2 separate regions of the Homo sapiens genome follow, and region 1 is linked to region 2. Evidence: chromatin contacts called from ENCODE Hi-C or POLR2A ChIA-PET data. All regions are on one chromosome and are shown on one strand. The core of a region is the stretch at or near the end of the contact, and the rest is flanking DNA. Distances in the headings are between cores, read along the strand shown.

Region 1 (3,538 bases), core at 484-2,983, 62 kb after region 2:
GAGTAGGGTGGGCCCTAGTCTAATCTGTGTCCTTATGCAAAGAGATGAGGACGCAGACACACACAGAGGGATGAGTACGTGAGGATATAGGGATGGCGGCATCAGTAAGCCACGGAGGGAGGCCTCAGGAGGACCCGGCCCTGAGGCACCTCGATGGCGGATTCCGGACTCCAGACTGTGAGACAATCCACTCCTGTTGCTTAAGCCACACGGTTTGTGGAGCAGCCCTAGCAAACTCACACAGCAGGGTACGGGGGGTTCCCAAATGCCTGGGAGTGCAACTCTGTGGAAAGTGTACATTTCTCTAATCACACAGAAGTTGAAACAAAAGAATCACAATGCAAACTCGTGGGAGGTGCAGATCGTATTTATTTAGAAGATCTAGCCTAGGCACTTACAAGGCGAAGCCCTGGGGAAAGAAACAGGGCCAGGTCGGAGGTAGAAGAGGAGACTGGGCGCCCCTCCTCCTCAGGAGAGGATCCTGGGGTCTCCAATAATTCCGAGTCCTCTAGGTCAACTCCAAAAGCAATCGGAGCGGTGGCAGCTCAGGCAGGATGAAGACGAAGCGGGGAGGAGCCAGGAGGTTGCGGGGACCGGGGAGAGGCGGCAGCAGGTCGGAGGATTCCAGTGTCAGCGTGTTTCCAGCAGGCTCACAGGAGGGGCCCAGGGATGTGGGATCTTGAAGCCCTGAGAAGGTTGAAGTGGTGGGGTCAGGAAAGGAAGACGGGATTCCGGGAGGGTTGATGGGCAGGACCCAGCATGCCAGAAGCCCTCATGACCTCAGAGGCTGAGCGGCTGAGTACTGAGCCCTGGACGCTAGGCTGCCTTAGTCCAGAGGAGGACAGATTCAGAGACGTGCTTCAGGAATTCAGGACACAGCTGCAATCATTCCTGGAGAGCCCGGATCTGTAGGACCCACTGAGGTTTGTGGGCAGAGCCTCAGATCTTGCACTGGCAGCAAATTGGGACACAGCAGCTGGACTGGGAGGAGCAGGGCTTGCAGCAGCTGGACTGGCAGCAGGATGACCCACAGCCTGAGGAGCAGCAGCAGGGCTTACAGCAGCTGGACTGGGAACAGCAGGGTTTGCAGCAGCTGGACTGGCAGCAGGATGACCCACAGCCTGAGGAGCAGCAGCAGGGCTTACAGCAGCTGGACTGGGAACAGCAGGGCTTACAGCAGCTGGACTGGGAGCAGCTGGGCTTGCAGCAGCTGGACTGGCAGCAGGATGACCCACAGCCTGAGGAGCAGCAGCAGGGCTTATAGCAGCTGCACTGGGAGCAGCCACAAGAACCGCAGCCCCCCTTGGAGCCCCCACGAAATCCACAGACCCCCTTGGAACCCCCACAGGAGCCACAGCTGGAGGAGCAGCAGACGGGCACACAGCAGCTGGAGCCACAGCCCCCCTTGGAGCCTCCACAGGAGCCACAGCCCCCCTTGCAGCCCCCACAAGAGCCACAGACCCCCTTGGAGCCCCCACAGGAGCCACAGCTGGAGCAGGAACAGGCTGGCACACAGCAGCACACGGGCTTGCAGCAGCAGACAGGTACACAGCAGCCGGAGCCACAGCCCCCATAGCCGGAGCCACAGCCCCCACAGCTGGAGCCACAGCCCCCACAGCTGGAGCCACAGCCTCCAGAGCAGCCAGAGCAGCCCATGGTTCTGGTGGGTTGAGGGTGGAGCAGGTAGAGGAGCAGGTGAGAGGGAGGTGTGCAGGTGTGGAGTTCTCTGAGCCCGGGCTCTTTATATTCCTGCCCAGGTGTTTATACTGAACACGTGAATACTTCTGTTGTTGTTTCTGCTATTTCACATGCACAAGTGTTATTTTTAATCTCTCCACAATCCCATGAGCCACCATCAGCTCAAGCCAAGCTGTCCTTTCCTTGGTTTCTAAATTTGGCCTCTTCCTCATAGGTGTTTCCCTTTGTTAGAAGACACTGGGCTCCCTCTCCAGTGGGTGTCCCAGGAGCCTGGGAGGCGGTGGTTGCTTGGCCGAAGGGTGGACCATTGTCCTTGGTGCTCAGGGCTCTCCTCAGCGATGCAGACCCTCCACCCCCTGGCATTGGTGTTTATATCAAGGATGGTCATTTGGTAAAAAATAAAATAAAATAAAAATTAAAAAAATAAGCTGAAAGAAAGGCTGTCTATAGGTTCCACCGCTTAAAAACTTCAAGTATAAATATTTTGTCAAATCTGTAAAACAAAGTTTTGAAGAGCATGGATTTGAGTGTGGCCCTGGTTCTCCTTTGTCTTTCTTACCTCTTCCTCCTGCGGTTTGGCTCACTCCTCCAGACACGGATTAGACCCACGTTCCCTTCAGGCAAGCTGGGCTCACAGAGGGAACAGAGGAACAGGACCCTTTCTAATGCTTTTGAGTTTTCCTCTATTAATTCTTTGTAAAAATTCTACAAATCAATGGATATTCTTCAAGTTTATTCTTCTTGAAGGCTACAAAAATTTTGATTAGCCAACCTCTCTAACACACTTTTATTTTCTAAAAGATTAATTTTAATATTTTTTTTTTGAGAAGGAGTATCGCTCTTGTCACCAGGGCTAAAGTGCAGTGACGCAATCTCGGCTCACTGCAATCTCTGCCTCCTGGGTTCAAGCAATTTTCCTGCCTCAGCCTCCCCAGTAGCTGGAATTACAGGCGCCCACCACCAGGCCTGGCTAATTTTTTTGTATTTTTAGTGAAGACAGAGTTTCACCATGTTGGGCAGGCTGGTTTCGAACTCCTGACCTCAGGTGAACCACCCGCCTCAGTCTCCCAAAGTGCTGGGATTACAGGTGTGAGCCACTGCACCCAGCCAAATTTTAATTTTTTATTAAGGTAAAATTTACATGCAGTGAAAAAAAATTTTTTTTCTGAGTCTCCCTCTGTCACCCAGGCTGGAGTGCAGTGATGCAATTTCAGCTCACTACAACCTCTGCCTCCCGAGTTCAAGCAATTCTCCTGCCTCAGCCTCCCAAGTAGCTGGGATTACAGGCACCCACCACCACACCCAGCTAATTTTGTATTTTTAGTAGAGACGGGGTTTCACTATGTTCGCCAGGCTGGTCTCGAACCCCTGACCTCAGGTGATCCACCTGCCTTGGCCTCCCAAAGTGTTGGGATTACAGGCATGAGCCACCAGGCTTGGGCTGCATTTTTTTTTTTTTTTTTTTGAGACGGGGTCGCATTCTGTCGCCCGGGCTGGAGGGCAGTGGTGTGATCCTAGCTCACTGCAGCCTTGGTCTCCTGGGCTCTGCACATATTTTGAGTGTACAATTCCATGAGTTCCGCTAAACATGTACTCGTGTGCCCATCACTCCAACCATGACCAACTGCTTCACCCCCAGAAGTTTCCCTTTCGCCGCCTTCCCTTCCTGCCCATCGCTCCAGGCACAGCTCTGCTGACCAGTTGTGCCTGTTGTTGAATGTTGCAAAAATGAAATCATTAAAAATGTACTCTGGTTTCTTTCCCTCACGATGTTATTCTGTGTGTCAATGATTTGCTCTTCTTCTTTTTTTTTTTTTTTTTTTTTTTTTGAGACAGGGTC
Region 2 (3,588 bases), core at 80-2,579:
CCACGGAGCCCACCTGCCTACACCTGGATCTTGGACTCATGGCCTCCAGACCTTGTAGAGACATTTCTTTTCTTTTTCTCTCCCTTCCTTCCTTTCTTTCCTCCCTCCTTCCTTCCTTCCTTCCTTCCTTCCTTCCTTCCTTCCTTCCTTCCTTTCTTTCCTTCTTTCTTCTTTTTTTGTTTTGTTTTGAGACAGAATTTTGCTCTGTCACCCAGGCTGGAGTGCAGTGACGCCATCTCAGCTCACTGCAACCTCCACCTCCCGAGTTCAAGGGATTCTCCGGCCTTAGCCTCTTGAGTAGCTGGGATTACAGGTGCCTGCCACTACACCCGGCTTATTTTTGTAGTTTTAGTAGAGACTGGGGTTTCACCATGTTGGCCAGGCTGGTGTCTTACTCCTGACCTCAGATGATCCGCCTGCCTCAGCCTCCCGAAGTGCTGGGATTCTAGGCATGAGCCACCGCGCAGGGCTGGAGAGACGTTTCTGTTGAAGCCGCCTGGTTTGCGGTGCTTGGCTCCAGCAGCCTCAGGCCACACACAATATCCCAGGGCGGCACCCTCAATGCCAGGCCCTGCTGGGAAGTCAAGGGCCGAGGTGAACATGCCCTCTGCACGGTAGGGGATTCAGAGTGCCGCCCTGCACCTGGGCTGGGGGAGGAGCGCAGAGCACACCGGCAGACCAGGGAGGGGCCCTTCCAGGAATGCGCTTTGTAGACAGCTGGGTAGGGCTGGGGCGGACTAAGGGGCCTGCGGGGTCTGGCGGAACCATCCAGGTGAGGGCGTGGTGGCGGGAGAGCCAAGAACAGCAGCTAGGTGTACTGCTTACCTGAGAAGGGGGGGTGGCCGCGAAGGGGGTTGGAGGCGTTGGGATGGGGGCCTAGTCAGACGCAGGTGGCCGCTGCCATTTGGCATTGCCCGGTCTGGAGGACAGGGAGAAAACCTGGCTGGAGACACAGCTGGTCACTGACTGCCTGAGTCCCTGGGGCCGCGGTGTGGGCGACCTTCCTGCGGGACCCGCAAGCCCAGAGCAGGTGCAGGTTGTGGGTACAGCTGAGGCAGCCGAAGGACCAAGGGGAGGGCCTTAGAAGGAGGGTGGGCTGGGGGCGCGGGGTGGAGACAGGGCTGTGCCTTCCTCCCAGCAGGTGGGTTCCCGACGGGTGGGCGTGCGTGCAGGGCCCCCGGCCCGAGAACCGGCCCCAGCCTCGGCGGGCGCGGGCAGCAGATGGCGCTGCCGGGCTGCGCTCCGCCTCGGGTTCGGGGAGCGCCGGGTGGGGGTGGCGGGCGAGCCCAAGTCGAAGCCCGAGGCGGGAGAAGAGCTCATACTACGTTCCCCGGGCCGGACAGGCGGGCTCCGGAGGGGCGCTCGCCCCGCCCATGCGGGACAGGTGTTTGCCCACCTAGGCCCCGGACCCGGAGCCGCGCTGCCCACGTGCTCGGAGCGGAGCAGCTGCTCCCCGCGCCCGCCCTCCACGCCAGCAGTGCCTGGGGACCCGGACCCGCGAGGGGCGCGCAGGACGCGGGAGCCGAGGAGCAGCGGCGCTTTGCGGATGGAGAGCGCCGCGGAGGGCAGTCTGGGAGTGGGCGCGGCCCCGCCGGGCGTGAGGTCATCGCGAGCAGCTGGCGCACCCCCCGCGCCTGCCTCCCGGTCCTCGGAGCCCCCGGCTGCGCCCCGCGGCGCGCGCAGGTTGGGCAGGTTCTGGGCTCTGGGCGGCGGGGCGTGGAGGAGCCCTGGGGCGGGATTGTGACTGGGCGCTTCCTGCGGGGTTGGCGGCCCGGACGCCGGTGCCACCCGAGCCACCCAGCGATGCTCTGGGCCCCCTACGTCGGGGCTGACCTCACCGCCCATCCTGGCGGACCCCGCCCGCTCTAATGGGACCGCGCCCACCCTACACTGGCCTGCAGCCGCCGTCCTCCCGGCTGCGGGTTCCTTGCCCTCAGGGAGGGCGGGGCCGCCACCAGCTGCCCGGAGAGGTGGGGGGACCCAAACCTCCCCTCGCCCACACCAACCCCGTCCTACTGCCCTCAATCCTGCCCCTCCTGGAGTTTCTTGTTACGGTCCACACAGGCGAAGGGCCCCATCGGCCGCGCCTTGCCAGCCCTAATGCCCTCCGAGAGGCGGAGGCCCCACAGTAGGAACCCGGACTGAAGTCACTCCCTGGCGCTGCTAGGGGCTCAGGGTGGAGGGCTCAAGGGTGTCCGGGAAGGGCCTTCGCCCTTCAGCCTCAAAGCCCCCCCAGTCCTCTGGTTTTCTGTTCCTCTTTTGGGCCCCCAGCTTGTGAGCGCCCGCTGGGTAGGTGGGCAAGAGGTGACCGAGCAGAACCAGGCACCGGGACCGTCCGGTTTGGGTCTGGCTTCCACACTGGCTGCAGTGCGCCCTGCCCCAGGCCGGCAAAGTCTCTGAGCCCCATTCCTGCCGCTGGCCGAAGGATTGGGTTGGGCGAGGAAGATATGGAAACTGCCCCACAAGCCCCCCTCCCACCCCCAGGACGCCGCCCCCACCGGCTAGGCTCTGGGCAGGCCTAGTGTCCACTGATCTCGCCAATCGGCCCTGTGTTCCAGGGCTGTCGGGGGTCTCCTGGGCCAGGGGCTTGACGGAGGGAGTGGGGTGGGGAGGGTGGAGAGGCACCGGAATCTCTTTCTGCTTGGGAGTGGGGGCGGGCGGATATCAGGAGGGGCCACTGCCCCGCAGATGACCCAGAGCCGAAGACCGCGGGCTGTGGCCAGCGCAGGCTCCACGCGCCCCGACCCTCGCGGCAGGGAGGCCCCGCCCACTGTTGGGCAGGTTCTTGACTTCACCCTGCTTCCCCAAACGTTTCCGGGTGCAAACGCCCCTCTGGGCTGGGGTGGGATGAGGGAGGGGAGCCCTAGAATGGAGTTTTGTTTTCCTCCTCTGGCATCAGGTGCTCAAGCCCAAGCTCCTCCCTCCACCCGCCTCTGGCCCTTCCCTGGCTTCTATTTCCAGCTCTCCTTGGCTATTTATAGCTGCGACCGGCCGGCAATTGCGTCAGTCAGGGGCAGGCTTCGGCCGGCGATGCCAACGGTGCCACCAGTCCCCCTACATTCCCCTACCCTTCCTGGGTAGTCACCTGCCCTGCGCTGTCCTGGTCGGAGGCCCCAGGTGTGTGGGGGGCGGGAGTGCGTTCTGCAGGTGCGCTCAGCCATGAGGGCGCATGTGCTGGGGCAGAGTGGGAGGGCACTGGACTTGGTGGGGGGGGGGGGCAGCAGAATTCCTGGCGGGGAAGGGGTAAGCGGCGTCTTCCCCTTTCCTTCCCAGAGCTTCCTCCTGGGAGCTGCCTGGGGACAGGCCACTGTTCCTTGGTTTCATGGGTGGTGTCTGCAAAGACTGGGAGAGATGCCCCTGGACCTAGCACCCGTCCCCCTCCCCCCGCCCACCTTCCAGAATGAAGGCCCTTCACTGAGTTCCTCTCCTCTCACCCCACTACTGAGGCCTCCCTCTCCCCAGCATTCTCACTCAACTCCAGTTCAGCTCCCATACCCCTTCCCTCCCTGAGGCCACCCCCAACCCAGCCCCTCTGGAGGGGGACATTGAAGGGTTCTGAAGCAAGACAAGTCTACCTGCTCAGTTTGG

Evidence for each region. Hi-C counts contacts between places; a loop is a spot of excess contacts on that map. ChIA-PET counts read pairs that join two places held with the same protein, here RNA polymerase II (POLR2A). Pooled maps may share reads with other maps.
Region 1: a loop to region 2 is called in a pooled map, with 2.6 times the contacts of the local background. The contact joins the promoter of KRTAP5-3 here to the enhancer-like site in region 2. A Hi-C loop is called at or near these places in 1 of 168 maps with a recorded cell type or tissue (HCT116) and 10 of 50 pooled maps. POLR2A ChIA-PET finds 5 or more read pairs at or near these places in 4 of 52 experiments (H1, PC-3 and WTC11).

Annotation. Positions count from the first base shown.
Region 1 is chr11:1,606,730-1,610,267 of GRCh38, forward strand. It overlaps KRTAP5-3 (keratin associated protein 5-3), which reads right to left and starts at 1,734. Exons shown (of 1, transcript NM_001012708.2): 1 at 836-1,734. The coding sequence starts at 1,656. The coding sequence ends at 940.
Region 2 is chr11:1,545,561-1,549,148 of GRCh38, forward strand. No RefSeq gene overlaps it. Among named protein-coding and RNA genes, the nearest start is that of DUSP8, 25 kb to the right of the region's middle. Within about 2 kb of position 1,330, at least 13 of the 41 ENCODE cell types and tissues checked have a DNase peak (open chromatin) inside an H3K27ac peak, as active enhancers do; they include HCT116, where a contact is called at or near this core.